2 separate regions of the Mus musculus genome follow, and region 2 is linked to region 1. A link is a loop called in an ENCODE intact Hi-C map of the cell type or tissue named here. Cell type or tissue: gastrocnemius. All regions are shown on one strand. Links, peaks and the distances in the headings refer to the core of each region. The heading gives the core; the rest is flanking DNA.

Region 1 (11,758 bases), core at 6,092-8,591:
ACAACCACAACAAAAGCTGTGCATGCTGGTTCACTCACAGAACTCAGGAGGTGGAGGCAGGGGGATTACTGCAAGACAAGTCAACTTGAAATATGTAGCAAGTTCCGGGTCAGCCAGAGCTACAAGGTGAAACACTGTATGAATATAAACATTTGCTGGGGTACCTCGGCAGACAAAGGCGCTTGCCTCCAAGCCCGAGAACCTGAGACCCACTTGGTGGACGAGAGAACTGACTTCTTCAAGATGTGCTCTGCCCTCCACACACACCCCAGGCCATAGGCACTCACACACACCTGCACACCAAGTACATAAAATGTAATTTGATAAATTTTAAGCCCTTTCCAATTTTTTTTTTTGGTTATGTATATACCCACTAGTAAGATTTCTGGTTTTTTTTTTTGGATTTATTTATTATTATATCTAAGTACACTGTAGCTGTCTTCAGATGCACCAGAAGAAGGCGTCAGATCTCATTAAAGATGACTTGTGAGCCACCATGTGGTTGCTGGGATTTGAACTCAGGACCTTTGGAAGAGCAGTCAGTGCTCTTAACCACTGAGCCATCTCTCCAGCCCCGCCCTTTCCAATTTTTATTTTCAACTTATAATGAGTTTGCTGGGCCGTGACATCACCATACAGCTATGCTGTATGTAAGTAATGACAGATAGGACAAACGGGAATCGTAAGATTCAGTTTGATTGTTTTTAACTATGTGTGTCTGAGTGTGGGATGTTTGTGCCTTTAGAATCCAGAAGACAGTGTTGGGTCCCCTGAAGCTGGAGTTAAAGAGGTTGTGAGCCACTATGGGTGCTGGGAACTAAGCCCGGGTCTTATGAAAGAGCAGTAGGTGTTCTTAATTACTGGGCCGTCTCTCTATCCTCAACAAACAAAAATATTAACTTTAAAAAACTCCTTAGGGCTGGAGAGATGGTTCAGTGGTTAAGAGCACTGACTGCTCTTCCAGAGGTCCTGAGTTCAATTCCCAGCCACCACAGGGTGGCTGCAATGGGGTCTGATGCCCTCTTCTTGTGTGTCTGAAGAGAGCAATGGTGAACTTATATACATAAAATAAATAAATCATTAAAAAAAAAAAGAAAAAAAAAACCCCAACTCCTCAAAGCCCCGTCATGCTCATGGTGGAGACGGGACATAAAAACCTCGTGAAGGATGTAGGTGAACGGATGAACGGAGGTGTTCCATATTCATGCGTGAAAGAGAAGGCTGCCAGTATAGAAATGTCAGCTCCCCTAGATGATAGAAAAATTTTCCATTCAGCTCCCATCAAAATGTCAATAGAACTCATGAAACTTGACAAGGTGGTGATAAAAATTCTTAAGAGCAAAAGACTAAAAATAATGAAGATATTTCGAAGACACGGAATAATCAAAGAGGCCCAAGACCAGCTACTCAGAGCAGCAGGTAAGTGTGAGCTCTTTGTCTCTGAAGGAAGGCCCCGGTGACACAAACCTGGGGGGTCCATACAGCTGGACAGACAACACCAACGCCTGTGAGTTGGCAGTGGTTGCCACTGCCAAACAACCCAGGAGGAAGAACAGAACAAGCTTCATATAGACACTGAGAAACAGGGGCGTGCCTCACTGTGCAAAGAGGGTTCCAGGAGCTTCTGTTAGCACTGTCGGCAGAAAACAAACAAACAAACAAAAAACTATACCAAGGCCATGAAGGCCAAACAAGTGCCTAAGAGCCCAGACTCTCCTCAGCCAGGGTCTCCGCCCCATCCATCCAAGCATCCCTGTTCCCTGCATGCTGCTATGATTGCCTGAACAAAAAAACAACTTGAGGGAGAAACAGTGTATCTCAGCTCACAGTGGCAGGTTACAGTCCCGCCTGGAGTGGAAGTCCAGGCAGCAGGAGCCTGAAGCAGCTGTCACCAGGTATGAAGGCACGTGTGCTCCAGGTATGAAGGCAGGTGTGCTCCAGGTATGAAGGCACGTGTGCTCCAGGTATGAAGGCAGGTGTGCTCCAGGTATGAAGGCACGTGTGCTCCAGGTATGAAGGCAGGTGTGCTCCAGGTATGAAGGCACGTGTGCTCCAGGTATGAAGGCAGGTATGCTCCAGGTATGAAGGCAGATGTGCTCCAGGTATGAATGCACATGTGCTCCAGGTAAGAAGGCACCTGTGCTCCAGGTATGAAGGCAGGTGTGCTCCAGGTATGAAGGCAGGTGTGCTCCAGGTATGAAGGCACATGTGCTCCAGGTAAGAAGGCAGGTGTGCTCCAGGTATGAAGGCAGGTGTGCTCCAGGTAAGAAGGCAGGTGTGCTCCAGGTATGAAGGCAGGTGTGCTCCAGGTATGAAGGCAGATGTGCTCCAGGTATGAAGGCAGGTTGCTCCAGGTATGAAGGCACATGTGCTCCAGGTATGAAGGCTGGTGTGCTCCAGGTATGAAGGCAGGTATGCTCCAGGTATGAAGGCAGGTATGCTCTAGGTATGAAGGCAGGTGTGCTCCAGGTATGAAGGCAGGTGTGCTCCAGGTATGAAGGCAGGTATGCTCCAGGTATGAAGGCAGGTATGCTCCAGGTATGAAGGCAGATGTGCTCTAGGTATGAAGGCAGGTGTGCTCCAGGTATGAAGGCAGGTGTGCTCCAGGTATGAAGACAAGTGTGCTCCAGGTATGAAGGCAGGTATGCTCCAGGTATGAAGGCAGGTATGCTCCAGGTATGAAGGCAGGTGTGCTCCAGGTATGAAGGCAGGTATGCTCCAGGTATGAAGGCAGGTGTGCTCCAGGTATGAAGGCACATGTGCTCCAGGTATGAAGGCAGGTGTGCTCCAGGTATGAAGGCAGGTGTGCTCCAGGTATGAAGGCAGGTGTGCTCCAGGTATGAAGGCTGGTGTGCTCCAGATATGAAGGCAGGTGTGCTCCAGGTATGAAGGCTGGTGTGCTCCAGGTATGAAGGCAGGTATGCTCCAGGTATGAAGGCAGATGTGCTCCAGGTATGAAGGCAGGTGTGCTCCAGGTATGAAGGCACATGTGCTCCAGGTATGAAGGCAGGTGTGCTCCAGGTATGAAGGCACATGTGCTCCAGGTATGAAGGCAGGTGTGCTCCAGGTATGAAGGCACGTGTGCTCCAGGTATGAAGGCAGGTGTGCTCCAGGTATGAAGGCACATGTGCTCAGTGCTCAGACAGCCTTCCCTGCACCTGTGAAATCCAGAGCCCCTGCCCAATTGTACTGGATCTTCCCATATCAATTAGCAACCAATCAAGACAATCACCCCACAGCCAAGCCCACAGCCAGGCCCACAGGCCAACCCTGTCTGGACAATGCCACACTTTCAGGTGATTCTCTATTATGTCAAGTTGATGATTAAAACTAACCATCAAGTGGCTGGAGAGATGACTCAGCAGTTAAGAGCATTGGCTGCTCTTCAAGAGAACCTGGGTTCAATTCCCAGCACCCACAAGGCAGCTCACAACTGACTCTAACTCCAGTTCCAGAGGATCTGACACAGTCACATAGAAGCACCGAATGTTCATCAAATAAATAAATAAATCTTGGGGCTGGAGAGATGGCTCAGTGGTTAAGAGCACTGATTGCTCTTCCAAAGGTCCTGAGTTCAAATCCCAGCAATCACATGGTGGCTCACAACCATCTGTAATGGGATCTGATGCATTCTTCTGGTGCATCTGAAGACAGCTGCAGTGTACTTACATATAATAAATACATGAATCTTTAAGTAAGTAAATAAGTAAGTAATTAAATAAATCTTAAAACTAACCATCATGCTGAGTGATGTTTTTTTTTTAAAGATTTATTTATTTATTATATGTAAGTACACTGTAGCATAGCTGTCTTCAGACACTCCAGAAGAGGGAGTCAGATCTTGATCTTGTTACAGATGGTTGTGAGCCACCATGTGGTTGCTGGGATTTGAACTCCGGACCTTTGGAAGAGCAGTCGGTGCTCTTTCCCACTGAGCCATCTCACCAGCCCCTGAGTGATGTTTTTAAAGGGGGATGTGGTAAATTTTGAGAGAGCATTAAACCAAACAGCCCATGAACTAGATCTAAACATCTGGTGTGTTCCGGAGGACTGCTCTCATCAGGACCAGCAGGGGGCAGAGGATGACAGTAAGTCTTTGACCTGTAAACTACTTCTCCTGTAAGACTCCACCTCCCCAAATTTCCAGACCCTCCTAAAATCAGACCACCAGCTGGAGACCAAACATTCAATACACAAACCTGTGTGGGGTACTTCATATTCAAGGCATAAAAATGAAAGTGAACCCAGATATTCCCCTACTTCAAAAGCCCCCTCTTCACACAGGGACATCCCAGGAGGTGGCATCTTTGGGCACCAGGAGTTGAACCCAGGACTTCAAATATATTAGGTGAGTATTCTATACTAAGCTACATTTCTTTTGTAACAGGGCCTCACTAAGTTGCAAGGGCAGTCCTTCAACTTGCAATCCTCCTGCCTCAGCCTTCCAAGTGCCTGGGATTACAGGTATGGGGCAGCATGTAGAGCAGAGGGCAGCTGCATGATGTGGGTATCCCTAGGTTTGTGTACGCATGCTCGTGGAGGCCCACGGCAAGCATGAAGGGCCTGAGGTCAGATCCCTAGTGCCAGTGTAAGAGATGGGGGGATAGCTCAGTGGGTAAGAGCACCCGACTACTCTTCCAAAGGTCCAGAGTTCAAATCCCAGCAACCACATGGTGGCTCACAACCATCCGCAACAAGATCTGACTCCCTCTTCTGGAGTGTCTGAAGACAGCTACAGTGTACTTACATGTAATAAATAAATAAATAAATCTTTAAAAAAAAAAAAAAAGAGATGGGGGGATGGTGGAGTGTGCCCATGTCTTAGCTACTCCTCTACAGCGATGATGCGATGATGCGACTCCGTGACCAAGGCAGCTGGGGCCTTGCTTACAGTTTCAGAGCCTGTGACCATCACGGTGGGGAACATGGAGGCTGGTAATTCTTCCTAAATACTTCCACCAGCTGAAAACTAAATATTCAAATCTGGCCTAAGGGAAGGGGGCATTCTTATTCAAACCACTCCACCCTGAAATGCCAGCACTACAGTGGTGGAGACAGAAGGATGACTGGGACTCACTGGCCAGTCCAGGTGAATCGTGAGAGACCCCATCTCAAAAAGTAAGATGGAGATGTGTTACTTACTTAAAGAGAGAATGTTTATGCACTCACAACACAGCTTGAGGGTCCCTGGGGATCGAAAGTCAGTCAGTAGTCTTGGCAGCAAGCACCTTTACCTGCTGAGCCATCTCATCTGCCTACTTTAAAATTTTTACACATGAGTAAAAGGTCCAGGAGCCAGCCTGGTGTACAGAGTGAGCTCCAGGCCAGCCAGGTCTATACAAAGAACCTCCATCTTGGGAATGTGGCAGGTATGTGTGTGGAGGATGCGGAGGGGGTGGGGGGGGGGATGCTTGCTTCAAATACAAAAGGCTCCAGGTTCCAGCCCAGTGCCTAAAAAAAATAATTGAATAAAAACCAAGTTTAAGGAGCCACAGTCACAAGGTACAACAAACTCCTACACAGGCGGTGAGGATTCAAGGACAGTGGCTGAGTGTATGAGGCCCTGGGTCATGCCCTCTGTGAGGTCCCCAGCACAAGCACAGACATTCCTCATCACACGGCACTGACATTCTACAGAAACACCCCAAAGCTACCCGCCCTACTGCAGACAGCTGCAGAGCCCTCTGCAGACCCCTCCACGCACTCTGCATCTGCAGCAGAGACACTGACACCTGCAACCTCACCCCTTCTGGAAATAGAAACCCATTTCTGCAGTGCTTAGAAAAGAGCCTTGTGCACAAGACACACAGCCAGCGGAAATCCCTCAAACGCCAGTGTAAACTCTACAGCCCGATCACTGCTTCTGGGCTCACCTAGATGGGACACCTCTTTCCTGTCCAATTTCACCACATCTAAAATCCAAGCCACTGGACATGCCTGCTGATGGCAACCTACATAAAATGGCATGGATGCCTTCACATTTTGCCTGCTTGCTCTTGCTCATTTTGGCACATTCATCTACCCTATCGCTGAGGCATCCCTTCCCTGGCGTTAGAGCCTGGGTCTTTAAGATTCCAAAGTATACTGGCGACGAGCTGAGACTTCCAGCCTCTTGGACTGAACAGCTGTTAGACCCTTGGCCTTTGCCTCAGGACACAGCATTGCTGGCCAAGCTGTCCACAGCCTGTAAGTCACTATAGTCAACTGCCCTTTTTATATATACGGATCCATTCTATCAGTCTGGAGCTCTAGAGAACCCTAACACATGGCTCACATGTAAGCTCCCCTTAAGAACTTTGGCCCTGGACGTTAAATCTCTTTTCTTGGGAATTTCCATCGACTCCGTCAGCATATTTTAGAATCTATTCACTAGCTTCCACCAATCTAAAAGCTAAGAATGTCATCAGACAGCACCTGAGTCCTATAGGAGAGACTCCCCCATGTTGCAACTGGCTCTCTTGTGTCTCCACTAATGTATTTAAAGTTTTTTTTCCATTGTAAAATTTTTTATGTATATGAATGCTTTTGTGTGTGTGTATGTCTATGTGCCATGTTCATGCCATGTGCACAGAGAGAACAGAACAGGGCTCAGGATCCCCTGGGACTGGACTTACAGATGATGCTGGGCTGCCATTGGGTACCAGGAACTGAATGAAGCCTGTGCTTTTGAAATGTTTCTGCGTCTCTCTTTTCTTTTTTCTTTTCTTTTCTTTTCTTTTCTTTTTTGTTTGTTTGTTTGTTTTTGTTTTTCGAGGCAAACAGGTCTCTCTGTATAGCCCTGGCTGTCCTGGAACTCACTTTGTAGAGCAGGCTGGCCTCGAACTCAGAAATCTGCTTGCCTCTGCCTCCCGAGTGCTGGGACTAAAGGTGTGCGCCACCATGCCCGGCTTTCTGCGTCTTTCTAAGCTGGGAAAGTCCACCAACTAATCTTTCTCACACAGTCTCGTTGACTATTTAACACATTTCAGGGAGATGTGGTGGGCTGTTTTTTTGTGTTTTTTGTTTGTTTGCTTATTTCCCTAATGGTCTAGTGAGTCACAGACCAGGACTGGGGTCTGGTCCGCTTCTGACCTCACCGACAGCACGATGCGGCGGGTTGCACTACTCAGAGACGCCACCAGGGGGCGCTCGGGGCTATGGAATGCATCTCTTGTTCCGCAGCTTCTGGCTGCCTGGTTCTGCTCATCTTGGGACCCGGTCCTCTCTGTCTCCACGTGGCAGAAACAGTTCAGCCGACCCATGTGGCCACCACAGGGAACTTGTAGCCCCAGCTACTTGGGAGGTTCAGGCAGGAGATTCTTTCCAGCCCAGGAGTTTTCAGCCAGTCTGGTCAACACAGTGAGGGAAAACTATGTCCTCAGGATAGCTCACTGGTGTGTTATTAGCCCAAGGGACACAGAAGGCTTTCTTTCCAGGATGACCGGAGTTTCACTCCAGTCACAAAGAGCCTAATGCCACGGTTGCTGCAAGCCACTGTTTTTATTGTTGGACTTGTTCTAATTGTTTTTTTATTTTCTTTCAGTTTCCAGCACAGGGTCTCTCAGTGTAGCCCTGTCTGTTATAAAACTCACTCTGTAGCCCAAACTGGCCTCAAACTCACAGAGATCTGCCTGCCTCTGCCTCCCAAGTGCTGAGATTAAAGGTGTGTGCCACCACTGCCTGCTAGCCTAAAACATTTTAAATTATCATGTAAGCTGATAAAATAGAGTAAAACCAAGCTGGGCTGTTCCAGCATGAAAACCAGACAACGGAAGTTGAGGAATGTGGAGCAAGCAAAACTAAATCACTAAGTGTGGACAGAGAAGCGGGGTGGGAGGGGGCCTGGAAACCTCCAGGGCTTTCTCCCACAAAGCCTCTGGGTGACTTCAAGACTGTCAGATGAAGAGACTCCCACCGAGAGTAAAAGACAGCCAAACGTGCAATACACCTGAAATCCAAGCACTGGAGAGGCAGAGGCAGGAGGGTCAGGAACCAAAGTTATCCTCAACTACATATAGAGTTCCGGGCTAGCCTGGGCTACATGAGACTATAAATGAGGATTCCTGGAAATGTTCCGGCAGAGGCTGATGGGAATTGCTGTGGTATGGAACAACAGAGTAGTCACAACACTGCCTGCCGGCCAAGACCCTAATTACCTTATCATGGGCTCATCTGTGCCTCTTAAGTAGCCATCCCTGGTCCATCTCTGTGTCCGTACTAACGTTTTTGTGAGTGAGAGGGGAAAAAAGCTTTTAGAATCTATTAACTTAGTTTCTGCCAATCTAAAAGCTAAAAATGCACCCGAGTCCTATAGGAGAGACTCCACCATCTTGTAACCGCCTTTCTTGTCTCCATCAGTGTATTTAAATTTTTCTTTTTTTAATTTTTTATGTCTAGGAATGCTTTTGCGGGCGTGTGCCCAGAGAGACCAGACGGTGGCGCTGTACTCCCACATGACTGGACTTGCAGATGTTGCTCCGCTGCTATTTGGAGCCAGGAATTGAACCCAGGTCTTCTGGAAGAACAGCCGGTGCTCTTAATGCTGAGCCGATGCTCCAGCCCTCCACTGATAGATTTTTACAAAATGCCTTGGTTTTTTTTTGTTTTTTTTTTTTTAAAGATTTATTTATTTATTATATGTAAGTTCACTGTAGCTGTCCTCAGATACTCCAGAAGAGGGCATCAGATTTTGTTACGGAAGGTTGTAAGCCACCATGTGGTTGCTGGGATTTGAACTCGGGACCTTCGGAAGAGCAGTTGGTGCTCTTAACCACTGAGCCATCTCGCCAGCCCTAAAATGCCTTGTTTTAAGTCCTTCTTTGTTTTATTACTTTACAAACCTAAGGAAACCACTTTCATGTGGGGACAAAAAAAAGGGGGGGCGGGGAGGCCCAGGGAGAATGGGAAGGGAAAATATGCCATGTCCGGCCAGAGTGCCTGTGCTCTGGGCAGGTGGACTCAGGGAGACTGCCAGGCACTTTCCACATGGCTCCCGGTGGAGATCTAAGCCTCTGATGGGTGGAGAAGGGGCTGTCCCTGACCAGGGACCCCCGAGGCCACACCCTGTCGCCCTGGGGTTATAGGAGAGACAGGATAGGGGAAGAAGTTCCCAACACTGATCAGAGTGTGCAGCGGGTCTTGATGGAACAGAGATTTTCTATGGTTTAAGAGCTTTATTATAGAAATGCAGGGGAAAGAGAGAAGGGAGAGAGAGAGGCTAGAGAGAAAGAGAGAGAGAGGAGAAGACAAAGAGAAAGGGAAGAGGAGAGAGAAGTGAGAGGTAAGGGAACAAAGGAGTAAGAGATCAAGGTGGGGGCCTAACAGCCCCTTTTATGGTCTTCACTGTTGCTAGGTAACTGGGGAGGAGTTTAGCCTGAAGGTCAGAAGCTTGGGCCATTGCTTACACGACTACTTACCACTGACCATGCTTCTCTTGTGGAGGGTGTGGGAGGTGGTAACTTAGGCAGGAGCCAGAGTTCCAGGAGCATAAGGGAACGCCTACCATGTCATGTAGGTGAATTATGACCATCGGGGTTCAGACCTCAGCTCAACTGGATACCAGCCTGCAATTTCCCACAGACATGGACCTGAAGTAACCTGGCCCTGTGTTTCCTGAATTTTGGTCCCTCAAATTTGGCTCCAGAGCCAGGCGTGGTGGTGCATGCCTTTAATCCCAGAACTGGGGAGGCAGAGGCAGGCGGATTTCTGAGTTCGAGGCCAACCTGGTCTAGGACAGCCAGGGCTATACAGAGAAACCCCTGTCTCGAAAACAACAACAACAACAAATGGCTCCAGAATAAATTATCTCTTATTTCCTTTGGGGCAAAAGTTGTGTCTTGCGCGCGTCGGACTCGACCAGCAAGAACGACGCTGCAACAGGATCCTTCTGCACACATTTATTGGGAGAGCTTGATTGCAGAGGCGAAGAGACCCCAAGCCCAGAACTGGTGCTGCTTATATAGGCCTAGGAGAGGCGTGTCTCACACCCGGATTGGTTATGCACTACGCCTCATTTGCATGTTCCTCATCTGATTGGCTATTCTCTCTCTGTACCTCACAGAGCCTCATTATCATACCTCATTTGCATGTCTCACATCTGAGTGGTTATACTCTCAAAGCCTCATTATCATGCCCAGGCCAGGCAGTGTCTTTGCAAAAAACTTTACTGCATATGTACACATTGGTTGTTTGTCCAAACTTATGGGTGGTGGCCAGCAGTAGTCAGTGTCACTCTGCAACGGCACATGTGGCTTCCCACAGTTGTGTTTTTACATCCACAAGACTCATCTCAATAAATAAATAAAATAGCCTTCAAAGGGGGAGTCTGTATTCAGTGGTTGGATTCACATTACAGTGAAACATGCAAAAACCCTTCATTCATCTCAATGAGGTTCGTGTGTCATTTTCTTCATTTACTGAAAATACAGAGTGCACCCTCTCCTTGCCTTTCCCCGCGCCTCTAGCTGACCTGAAGATGATCTTGATTCCAGTTAGAAGGAGCCACAGCTGTAGGGGTAATGGCTGTGTGACACTTTCCCTAGGGAGATGAGACCACCTTGTTTACTAAATGACAGACCAAAGTAACAATGACACCAAATGCCCCTCCCGCCCCCATGAAGTGGCCAGTTTTCTGGGGTTACTCACAGGAGCACGGATAGCCCAAAGACACTCACATTACTAAGAGCCTAGCCCAGCATGAGTGACAGCTCAGGAGAGCTGGAAACTGGAGCTCTCTGCATGATTTGGGGCTAATTCCACAAGTTCGGAGGGTCTCTCCTCATTAAGGAGGGCGGGGCCTTGTGAATCTGGTAAGCTTTAGGAATTTTTTGAGACTTGTCACTTATTTTCCGAGTCTTAGAGTCTTAAGGACTATCCGGATCGCACTTTCTCAAGCTTCCCTCCGGGTGAGATGTTTCGGAGGAAATTACTACATAGCACCGACTTGGCCCTGGCATTATTGATCAATTTTTTTTCGTGGGATTTCCCATTGGCCCCTGGGATACCTTGGGATGATTGAAACCTGGACCTGCATGCAGGACTTGGATGCCACTTTGGAGGTTGGAGGTCTTAGCCCAGAGATGCCACATCACAGATCTAACTAACCCTTTGCTGGACCACGGTGTCATGTTCCTCGGGAGGTCTCTGCTGAAGGCATGATTCTAGATACAGTCCTGCGGCGGTCAGGTCAGAGGTGCGATTTTGGGAAGCCTTTGGATCAAGAGGGTGCTGACGTCAACGGGTATCAGTTGATACCACCTATGGGTTTATACTGTGATGGAAGGTCACACACAGGTTTGCAACAGAACCAGCTGGGTTTCAACTGCCTTTGCCACAACAGGGCTGACTGGGCTCGGGAAAGTCAACTTTTTGGTCTGCACAGGGCTGCGTGATTGATAAAGGGTCAGTGGCTAGGCTAGCTCCTGCCGCCCAAGAGTAGGGAGTCCCTCCCGCTTGCGCCCCTGTAGACGAGGTCCCACCGCCGCGTGGAACTCTGGCCGCTCTAACCGCGTCTAGAACGCGGCCCCTTTAAGGCCGACCTGGATGACCCGAAGGCCAGAGCGACCTTCTAGCGGCCGTCTCGATGGTAAATCTTCAGTTCCGGCCGGAAGTGCATTTGCAGAGCTGGTTCCGCCGGGGAGGAGAACTCGCGTGCTCCGTGCAGAGGGGATGCATCCTGCGCAGCGTGGCTCGGGGGCGCCGTGGAGCCTCCCGAAGGCGATCGTGGGATTCAGAAACCTCTCCCGGGACTCCCATGGGAGGAGGCTGACCCCGGGCCGGC
Region 2 (9,933 bases), core at 7,434-9,933, 290 kb after region 1:
GCTCCTGCTGTGTTTACAAGCATTCTCTTGTTCAATTGCCTCCCCTCTCCCACCACCCCTCTCCCGCCACATGCCAGAAGTAGAGTTGCCTGCACCCTGTGGAGGCCGAGGAACAGGAAGTTACTGACCAGTAAACTAGATGCCTGTGGGGGTGGTCCCCACATCTCCTTCCTGAAGCTAGCTTTGCAAGCCATTTCTCCTGTCCTTTCTGCCACTCAAGCCTTGAGAAGATGCTGAGAGGAAGTGTGTCCGGCTTTGCTCCCGCTGGACATGCTAGTAAAACGGAGAGAAAAGCTGCCAGGCCAGAGATGGTCAGGGTTGAGCGAGCTGAGGACGTCTGGGACGAGTCAGCTTGAGTTTAGTGGTTTCCCCGGACGTGGAGAGACAGTTTAACCAAAGCCTGAAAAAGCCCCTATGCTACAGACCCATCATTTTGCTGCTTCCTGGCCCCTGCTCACTTGGAATGGTGCCCCCCCCCCCCAGCACCTTTGGTCGGTTCCCTTCCTCTCTGAGGGAGGAGAAGGCACAAGTATTCATTGAGCCTCTTTGAGGTTAGCGTGCGTGGGAACAGACATAAGGAAAGGAAACTGGGAAGCAACTGGTGACCCCTCTGTCCTGGCTGTGTTTGGGGGGCTGGGCTGTGGGGTCATAAGTTGAGACTGCTGACATTTTCCATAGAGGCTGAAAGAGGTGCCTCTCTAGGGCTTATCAGCAATGCATCAGCTCTACCTCGACCACCCCACAGCGGCCTGGGTTTCAGAGCCGCACTGGCAGGCTATCTCAGAATAACAGTTAGGTATACTGTAAGCATTTTGTTCAACCAGACCGGGTGGAACCAGCCTTGCACACCCCTGCAGGGTGTGAGCACCTACGGTCTCCATCTGAATCATCCCCCAGGCTTGGGCTCTGACCATGCATGCACTCAGCCACAGGAGGCTCTAACCCTGACCTACTGAAGGAAGCTGAAGTCTTCAAGTTTAACCCCTAGCCTGTCCACAGACCTACAAACCAAATCTGGCCTTTGCGTGAGGGTGAGGGCACTTGCTGTCGGCCGTAGCCTGTTTCCTGCCTATCCTGCCTGGGGACTGTATGGGTGGGCCACCTGGGAGAAGAGACACCCCCAGTGAGGATGAGTCAGGTCTGGAAGAGGCAGGTAGAAATCAGATCACCCCTCCCCTGGGAACTGCCTGTGGTCACCTGTTGGACCGTGAAGGGCCCTGAGTGCTAGCTACAGTTACTGTAAGCTCTGAGCAGAGGCGAAGGGCGTGTGCCTTCAACCCTCAGGACTTGGGGCCAACAGAATATGGAACAAAGTCCTTGCTGCCCACCTGGAACCAGGGGAGCCCTGGTTGGCAGAGCTGGCAGAGACCTGAGGCAGATGGCTGAGTGGTGTGGACCAGTTGAATGCTACTGTAGGGGATTTCAGTTCTGAGATGCTATGCAGGAGTTTCATGGGCAAGTCACCGACCCCTGCAGCCTTGGTTTCCCATCTGAGTGCCATGCTGGCTGCAGATCCCATTCTCACGTCTCTGTTTCTCCCTCCCCAGACTCCGAGGTGACTCCCAGCTGTGTTGGCGACATGGCTGACAACCCTAGAGATGCCATGCTCAAGCAGGCCCCCGCGTCACGGAACGAAAAGGCCCCCATGGAGTTCGGCTATGTGGGGATCGACTCCATCCTGGAGCAGATGCGCAGGAAGGCTATGAAACAGGGCTTCGAGTTTAACATCATGGTGGTTGGTGAGTGTTACAGGCCATTCGGGGGGCTAGCCTCAGCCCCAGCTGAGATCTTGCCTCCCTTTGCCTCCCGAGTTCTGGGATTAAGAGTGCCACCATATCTGGCCTATCAGCTCTCCAGGGTAGTGTCTGGGCAAATGTGTGCCATAGGCTGAGGTCCTAAACCAATAGAGTCAGATAGGCTTCCGACTGCAGGGCCTCTGTCTGGTGAATTGTCAGGATGTCTGTTCTGCCCAGATCTTCACACAGCCTACACATCTCTTAGGGGCTGTTGCAGCTACCTAGGCCCACACCTCTGGAGTCTTGGTGTCCCTTCTTGCTTTGGGTGGCCTTCCTAGGACCAGGAAGGAGCTCTGCTGAGTTAAACCAGGCCCCAAATCCCCACATTGGGGTTTAAACCCAACCCTGGACTTCCACTGAGGAGGTGAAGCCTCAGGCAGGGCTATCCAAGGATGTCCTGGTCATAGTGTGATGTAGCCATGAACTGTGTTCTTGGAGAGCCTTCCAACCGGCCTTCCCTTCTCTCCCCAGGGCAGAGCGGCCTCGGGAAGTCCACTTTAATCAATACCCTCTTCAAGTCCAAAATCAGCCGGAAGTCGGTGCAGCCCACCTCGGAGGAACGCATCCCCAAGACGATCGAAATCAAGTCGATCACCCACGGTCAGCACCACGGAGGCTGGGTGTAGGGACTGCGTCTTCCCAGGGTGTGGGGTCAGAGCATAGCACTAGAGAGGTCACGTGACCCCGTGGGAAAATTGGGACTGAGTAATAGTGGGCTGGATTCCCATGGGCCCACCAGGCTGAGCTCCCACAGACATCTGAGGTTTCTTTATACTAAGAGTCATGGCTGGCACCACCCAGAAGAGGTCACTTGCTCCTTGGCATGGCCTCAGCTGTTATCACAGCCCTTTCTGGGACGTACCAGGCTGGCCAGGCAACCTGAAGGCTTGGGGTGACCCGCCTGACTTGGGGTGCTATGGTTTGTGCAGATATTGAAGAGAAGGGGGTTCGAATGAAGCTGACAGTGATTGACACGCCGGGCTTCGGAGACCACATCAACAATGAGAACTGGTAGGTCACTGAGAGAACCTTCCTCTATCAGTAAAAGCCCCACTGGTCTTGGGGCTCCATGATACCACTGGAGGCCAGACCCCCCTGCCATAAGATTATTTCAAACTCTAAAGCCGTGCATTTGGGGTCTAACATTCTAGATCAAAATGGGGTCACCCGGCTCCCATCTGGGGTGGGTTTCCCACCCCAGGGCAAAGATCAGCATGGGGAGTATGGCAGAAAATCTGAAATAAGGCTGGTTTGTCTTTGCAACCACCAGCATTCCTGTATGAAATCAGAGGCTGGTGTCAAGCCAGTTCTGGGAATTAGCCTGTTATAGGGGCCTGGGAGGGCGGGCTTAGAGAGGACGCGGGCAGGAGGGAGCATTCAGGGTGCAGGCTAACCCGGCTCTCCATGCAGCTGGCAGCCCATTATGAAGTTCATCAATGACCAATATGAGAAGTACCTGCAGGAGGAAGTCAACATCAACCGGAAGAAGCGCATTCCCGACACCCGTGTCCACTGCTGCCTCTACTTCATCCCAGCCACCGGCCACTCGTATGTCCCATGCTGGGCCCTTTGTCTTGATGGTGGGAATCCCCAGTTCCCATACAAGCAGGATTCTGTCTGGGCACAGGGACAGGGGCACTGAGTCAGAGCTGTGTCAGCAACTGTCATGGGGCGTCTGTGCCTACAGAAGTTCTCCATGACCTCTAGACTGGGCGGTTCCACGCCCACTCTGCCTTCTTCCCTTTGTGCACAGAGCTGAGGACAGGGCAGACTCTGGGGTGTTCTAGAATCCGGTAGTCAGTCTCTGCAGATGGAATGAGACTCTCGGGCTGTACATGTGCCTGCCCCCATTTCCCGTCCTTGACAAAGATGCTTTTAGGGCCTGGGAGGCTTCGGAATTCCAGGTGCCTTTCAGAATCTCCCTTTGGAATCTCCCGGGGCAGCTAGACTGTCAGTGGTCTCAGTGATCAGGGTTCTTGGCTTCCTGTGAGTCTCATCTGTTCCCAGTACATCCGTGTTGTTCCTCTCCTTGCTGGATATCCTGGTCGCTTGTCCTGACTCCGTGTAGGGTGCATGTCTAGTCCTGGGCTCAGAGCAGCAGGAGCCGGAGGTGGCTCGTTTAGAAGAGTTGAGGAGTCACAGATTTGGTGCTGCTAGAGTGTGCACACTCCCGGCTGTTCCTGGCTCATCCCTGGGTGTAAGAGCGTGGGCTTTGAAGGGACTTTTCATCTTGCACCCTGTCTAGAGGGCAAAAGTCTCACTGGGGTCTGGTTGGAAAAACCCAAATATCGTTGTCTGAGCTTGCCAGTAGTGGCTGTCTCCAGTGGGGTCCACAAGAGCCAGTTCTGGGAATTAGCCTGTTATAGGGGCCTGGGAGGGCGGGCTTAGAGAGGACGCGGGCAGAAGGGAGCATTCAGGGTGCAGGCTAACCCGGCATGCCATTGGCCTCAGCTGGGGCTGGCTTGTTTGGGGTTCTGTAGCTGCTCCGAGCACAGCCTCGGGCAAGGCCAAGGCTGACAGAGGAGACATGGCTGACATGGCTTCAGCAGGGAGAGCCAGAGGCAGACACTTCCCCAGTGGTGACCCTCTGGACTAGGGCCCTTCCTCCAGCCGCTCAGTCCCAGGGGACAGTAGTGGCTTCTGGCCATCATTGCTTGGCTTCTGACTGAAGCTTCACTTCCTGCAGGCTGTCTGGGCCTGAAGATACTGCTATGGGGAAGATGCCATTCCAATGAGAAAATGGTGCCCAGGCTTGGGGTCTGCCAGCCTCTGCCCCATCCCTGGATCAGACCCTGGGTCTCTGCAGCCAGGCTGACCTGGGAACAGCCAGCCTGTCCCAGGGCCTGGAGCTTCTGGATACCGTCCCTCGTGTCTCCTTTTCCCTGGCATTGAAAACCCCACGGCATGACAGTGTTGTGAGCCGAGTCACTCTCTGGGTGGACGGTGTCCAGGGCCAGTTGGACTCTGAAGATCTTGTGGATGAGGGAGCTTAAAGCCAGCTTTACACCAGCTCCCCACCCTCAGCTCCATGAGGGGAGAGTGCTCACCCTACTAAGGCCCAACCTTACCCCTCCATCAACATGGCCCCCACTGGGACCCCTAAACAAAGTCTTTTGCACTGTTCTGTTTCAGGCTCAGGCCCCTGGACATTGAATTCATGAAGCGCCTAAGCAAAGTGGTGAACATTGTCCCAGTCATCGCCAAGGCTGACACGCTGACCCTGGAGGAGAGGGTCTACTTCAAACAGCGGGTAGGACTCATGGCCTCTACCCAGCCCCTTCCCCTCCAGGACTGCCCAGACAAGTGACAGGCTTGACAGGGGCCTGTCCAGCCCTGGGATATATGATAGGAAAGGCGCCTATTCAGCTCTTCACAGCATGTGTTCAGCCTTGGGGGAGCCCCTGGCCTTTGTGGATGTGGGGCTCCCCATATCCAGCCGTCTCAGTGGGGTTCAGAAGGGAGTAGATCAAGCAGATGCAAATGTGTCAGGGCCATTGGACCCAGCATTCCTGAGTTTTATTAAGTGGGACAGTCCACCTCAGTGGCTTCCTCCTTCTCTGCCATGGTCAGGGCCACTGCTGTCTGGGTGATAGGGCTGTACCTGCAGGCGTCTGCAGTAGGGTAAGCCCTGGGCCTCTTCTGTGTGAGGTGACTTTGGAGCCTCTTGAGAGCTCCAGCCTGGGGTTGTAAGAGAGGCCTCAAATCCAATTGCAGAGGCTACCAGGGCTTCCTTCCCTAGCTGTGTGTTGGGGATTTTCCCAGCATGCATAGGGGAGGGTAGTCAGGGATGCATCTGCTGGAGAAGAGACCAGGATGCTCCCCGGTGTTTTGAGAGCCTGGATCTGCTTGAACAGATAAGACAGTCAGCTATTCCCTGGGCCACCCTATATTGACAGCCACGTGGGCTGTCAGTAAGTCGTCAAGCTGGGGAGAGTTTCAGCAGGCAGGTACACCCTGGGCTACCATGCTCATCCTGAGAGGGTTTTCGGAAAGAGGGCGCAGCAAGCCTGAGTTGTTTTCTAGGGGGGAGTGGAGGGGGGAGCTGCACAGAAAGCGCAGGGAGACTCAGGACAATGGCTGCAGGGCCCCTCGGGACAGGCGAGTGCTTCTTGATGCCTAAGGCTTCAGAGCTGGTGATCCTCGGCGGGGGTGGAACTCAGGCGGTAGAGTGCTCTCCTACCATCGAGAGGGCTCAGGGTTTGATCTCAGCACCACATGGAACTGAGCATGATAACTGTCGCCTCCCAGGATTAGGAGGTAGAGGCAGGAGGTTCACAAGTTTGAGGTCATTCTTGTTTATGTAGCCAGTTTGGGGCTAGCCTGAGCTACAGACTTTGTTTCCAAAACGTGGTGGCAGTGGGGCTGGAAAGACGGCTCAGGGGTTAAGAGCACTCAGGTTCAATTCGCAGCACCCACGTGGCAGCTCACAACCAGCTCCAAGAGAACTCAGTGTGCCCTCTTCTGGCCTCCATGGGCACTTAGCATACATGTGGTACACATGCAGGTGACACACTTGTATATATAAAGTAAATGTAAAATGAATCTTTAAATAAATTAGACATCCTCAGGGTGGGCCCACTCAGAGCCTGCCTTTGTTAGGGGATCATGGCTCAGGCACCTGAGTGGCTGATAGCCTGATTCACCCTGTATCTCCCAGATCACTGCAGACCTGCTGTCCAACGGCATTGACGTGTACCCGCAGAAGGAGTTTGATGAGGACGCAGAAGACCGGCTGGTGAACGAAAAGTTCCGGGTCAGTGGGTCAATCTGCCTCTGGGAGGTCAGGGGCGGTGGACAGATAGACGGGAGGCAGTCTGTCCACTCTGGGTCCTCTGAAGGCAAGGCCTGCAGTTTTCCAGGCCCAAGACACAGGGTGTTCGAGGGTGGCACTGGCCCTGCCGATCACTGTGACTAACTCTTCCGTCCCTCTTTCAGGAGATGATCCCATTTGCTGTGGTGGGCAGCGACCATGAGTATCAAGTCAATGGCAAGAGGATTCTGGGAAGGAAGACCAAGTGGGGCACTATCGAAGGTATTGGCTGCTATGCTGCTGCAGTGTTGAAGCTGTAGTTGGGCCTGGGCCGTCACCCATTGCGCTGTGGGTCCCTGTCTCTTGTAAGGACACTGGCTGTAGTGTGCACCTCATGTACACCAGGGTCCCTGAATTTAATGACTTTGCCAGACTTTTGTTACTTTGTCCCACGCACTGAGGGCTGGGGCTCTGAACTTTCCTGGGGTCCAGCACCCCAGGTGGGATGGGTCCAGGGATTTTCTTGGCTCTTCTCTCTACTCTTCCACCCTCTTTGGAACGGAGGATGGGGAAGGGCAGAGCTGCCTGGAAGATGAAAACCCACTTTGTTCCTTGTGACCAGTGTGGTCAAAAGGCCCCACAGAGAAGCAGAGAGTTGAGGCTTTGATTTGGGGGAAATCCCAGTTCTCTAGGGCCCCAGTCTTGCACCCTTCATAGGTGCAGGCTAGACCTCTGTCCTAAGGTCTAGGCAAAACAGGATGGAGCCCAGGATGACCTGGTACTCAAGTCCTCCTGCTTGGCCTCCGGAGCACTGGGATCATAGGTGCCACACCCCAGCTGCTGGAACTCTCCGAGGAGCAGTTTACTCTAAGGCTCTGGTCTGGTTGGTGCTTCCTGGCTCTGGGCATAGAGGCCTCCAGCCAGGACCACCCTCCCCATAGTGGATTACCATTTAACCCTTTCAGTTCCCCAGGTCCCTCCCGCTCATCCTTGTCCAGTGCCAACTCAACCTTCCTTTAACACAGTTCCTCATGCTGTGGTGACCTCCAACCATAAAATTATTCTCGTTGCTACTTCATAACTGTAAGTTTGCAACTGTTACAAATCGTGAACATCTGACACTAGCAGGATGCCTGGGGTTGTAAGTTTGCAACTGTTACAAATCGTAAACATCTGACACGCAGGATGCTTGGGGTTGTGACCCGTAGGTGGAGAACCACTGAGTCACTGGGCTAGTAACCATTGGTCAGGTGCTTGCCTTGAATTAAATGAGTTCCACACTCTGCCCCCCAGAAACCAGGTTTGCTGTTTCTGTGCTGTTTCTGCGGGATCTATGATCTTAGTCTTTGAGATGTGGAGCCAGGAGGGTCAGGGACTCCTTCATTTTCACCCACCCTACAGTGAGCTCGGAGCCAGCCTGGGCTCCCGGAGACACTGTCTAAGAAGAAAGAGCAAGGGAGGGAAAGCAGAGTAAGAAAACAGAATGAATGGACAGCCAGGGCTCCATACTGGGAGGTGGTCTGGCATGCCACGTGAAGCCTTGCACTGGAGACCCTGGAGTTGGAATTGTTGCCTGGTCTTTCTGAGGTGACCGCTGAAGAGGGCCTGTCTTCCAGCCCCTCCCTTCCCCTACTGTGCCCTCCTGTGGGTCTGCCAGGTGGGGTGTCCTGGGGACAGTCTCTGGGTGGTTTTGGTGCCCGTGGCCTCCTGTAGCACTCCCCTCAATGTCAGGTGTTGACCCCAGAAGTGACTCTAGGGGCCTCTCTGAAGCTGTTCTCTCAATAGCTTGTCCTCAGCTTGGTTCCCCTCAGTCGTTCCTTCCCATCTTTGATGTCTTCCTCATCCTCTAAATCCTCTCCAGGAATATGCAAGGCAAGGTTTGGAGGAGTAAAGTTTGGGGTAAAAGCCCTGGGACTCTAGGAGAGGCATTGGATACTAACGTGTCTCTTCTGGCCCCTGATGGCCAACTTGGGTACTGCATGCACTCAATGAGAACTCATTTAGCCAGGTTAGATTACTGTTCCCAGCTAAGGATCCAGGCAGCCTCTGGGTACGCCCCCTGGTGGTCGTTCCCACATCCAGCATCCTTGTAAAGTGAACCTGGTGCAAGTTCCTATCAGGGACCCTGTGAGTTCATAACTTACTAAGTCCCATCCAATGGGGCCTACTCCTAATCCTTGGTACGCACCATCTGAAGTGTCTGTTCCATCCTTGGAAGGTGGCCAGAGTACTACCTGGAGGATGGAAAGCTACTTGGTTCCTCAAAAGCGTCACAAAGTCAGAATACATCCTTGGCTCATTTGGTCTTTTGTGCCCTTAAGGTCCAAGCCATGCTGATCTCCCGTTTAAATTTCTCTTACATTTATTTATTAACTTATTTACTTTATTGGAGGGAGAGGGCACGCACATGCCAAAACACGGATGTAGTAGTAAGACGACAGCTTGCAAGAGTTGGCTCTCACCTTCTACTGTGTGGTTCTGGGAATCAAACTGCAGTCATTGGGTTTGGCGGCAAATGCCCTTATCTACTGAGTCATTTGCTCATTTTATTGAGAAACTGGGTCAGAGAAGCCAACAGAACTCACCCCAGTCCAGAACACAAGGAATGAGGGGTTTATTTGGGCTCACGGTTCCAGGGTGCAGTCCATCATGCTGGGGTGTCATGGCGGCACGACAATAGACTGTTGATCGCTGTGTATCCGCAGTCAGGAAGCAGATAAATAAATGCTGGAATTCAGTTCACTTTCTTTTTTATTCAACTGGGAAAACTCGGCCCACAGGATAGTGCTGCCCACATTCCCTGTGGGTCTTCCCTCAGCTGAGCCTCTCATAGACACACTAGAGGCGAGTCTCCCTGTTGACTCCGAAACCATCGAGTGGCTGTCAATCATCCTGCCCAGTGGGCGGGGCTTTCTGGAAGCTGTTGGCTTTCCCGGGGAGGAGAGGAGGGGCTTCCTCCCCACTGATCATCTCTCCTTCTCTTTTCCTTAGTTGAGAATACCACTCACTGTGAATTTGCTTACCTGCGGGATCTCCTTATCAGGTGAGTCAGCTCTGAAGGCCCCTTGGGAGGACCGGCTCTGGGGGTTGGTGGTGGTAGATGGGCGGGAAAGGCCCCACCCTGGCCGCCTGATGTCAGCCCTGTTCTCGGGAACTGAGCTGAAAACAAGCTAACAGAAACCTGGGAATGGATGAAGAAATGAGGATTCTTTCTAACCTTTCGAAGTCACCAGGATGAGAGGGGCTCCATCCGGTCCCCAGTGGGCTAAACATGCTAGATTCAGCTATGGCTACTGTCCACACAGCACAGCCTGGACTATATGTCCCAAACAAAACTAACAAACTAAAAGAAAAAATTCATTTGTGTGATTAATATACATTAGTAGA

The links. Peaks named below come from ENCODE experiments on the same cell type or tissue, not always from the same donor. Only the 100,000 strongest peaks of a DNase experiment are listed, where the experiment ranks them.
Region 2: a loop joins it to region 1, with 5 times the contacts of the local background. A loop is called at or near these places in 32 of 42 quality-filtered maps.

What each region holds. Positions count from the first base shown.
Region 1 is chr11:117,065,199-117,076,956 of GRCm38, forward strand. Snhg20 (small nucleolar RNA host gene 20) reads left to right here and starts at 11,585. Exons shown (of 2, transcript NR_027059.1): 1 at 11,585-11,758. In gastrocnemius, for the core only: CTCF peaks have their summits at 7,111 (motif pointing right) and 8,411 (motif pointing right); a DNase peak (open chromatin) is centred at 7,127; H3K27ac peaks cover 600 bases.
Region 2 is chr11:117,349,882-117,359,814 of GRCm38, forward strand. Septin9 (septin 9) reads left to right here. Exons shown (of 11, transcript NM_001113487.1): 3 at 1,548-1,739; 4 at 2,268-2,396; 5 at 2,726-2,807; 6 at 3,207-3,344; 7 at 4,929-5,046; 8 at 6,454-6,549; 9 at 6,732-6,828; 10 at 9,538-9,589. Among named protein-coding and RNA genes, the nearest start is that of Gm51932, 19 kb to the left of the region's middle. In gastrocnemius, for the core only: a CTCF peak has its summit at 8,594 (motif pointing left); DNase peaks (open chromatin) are centred at 8,184, 8,556, 9,478 and 9,582.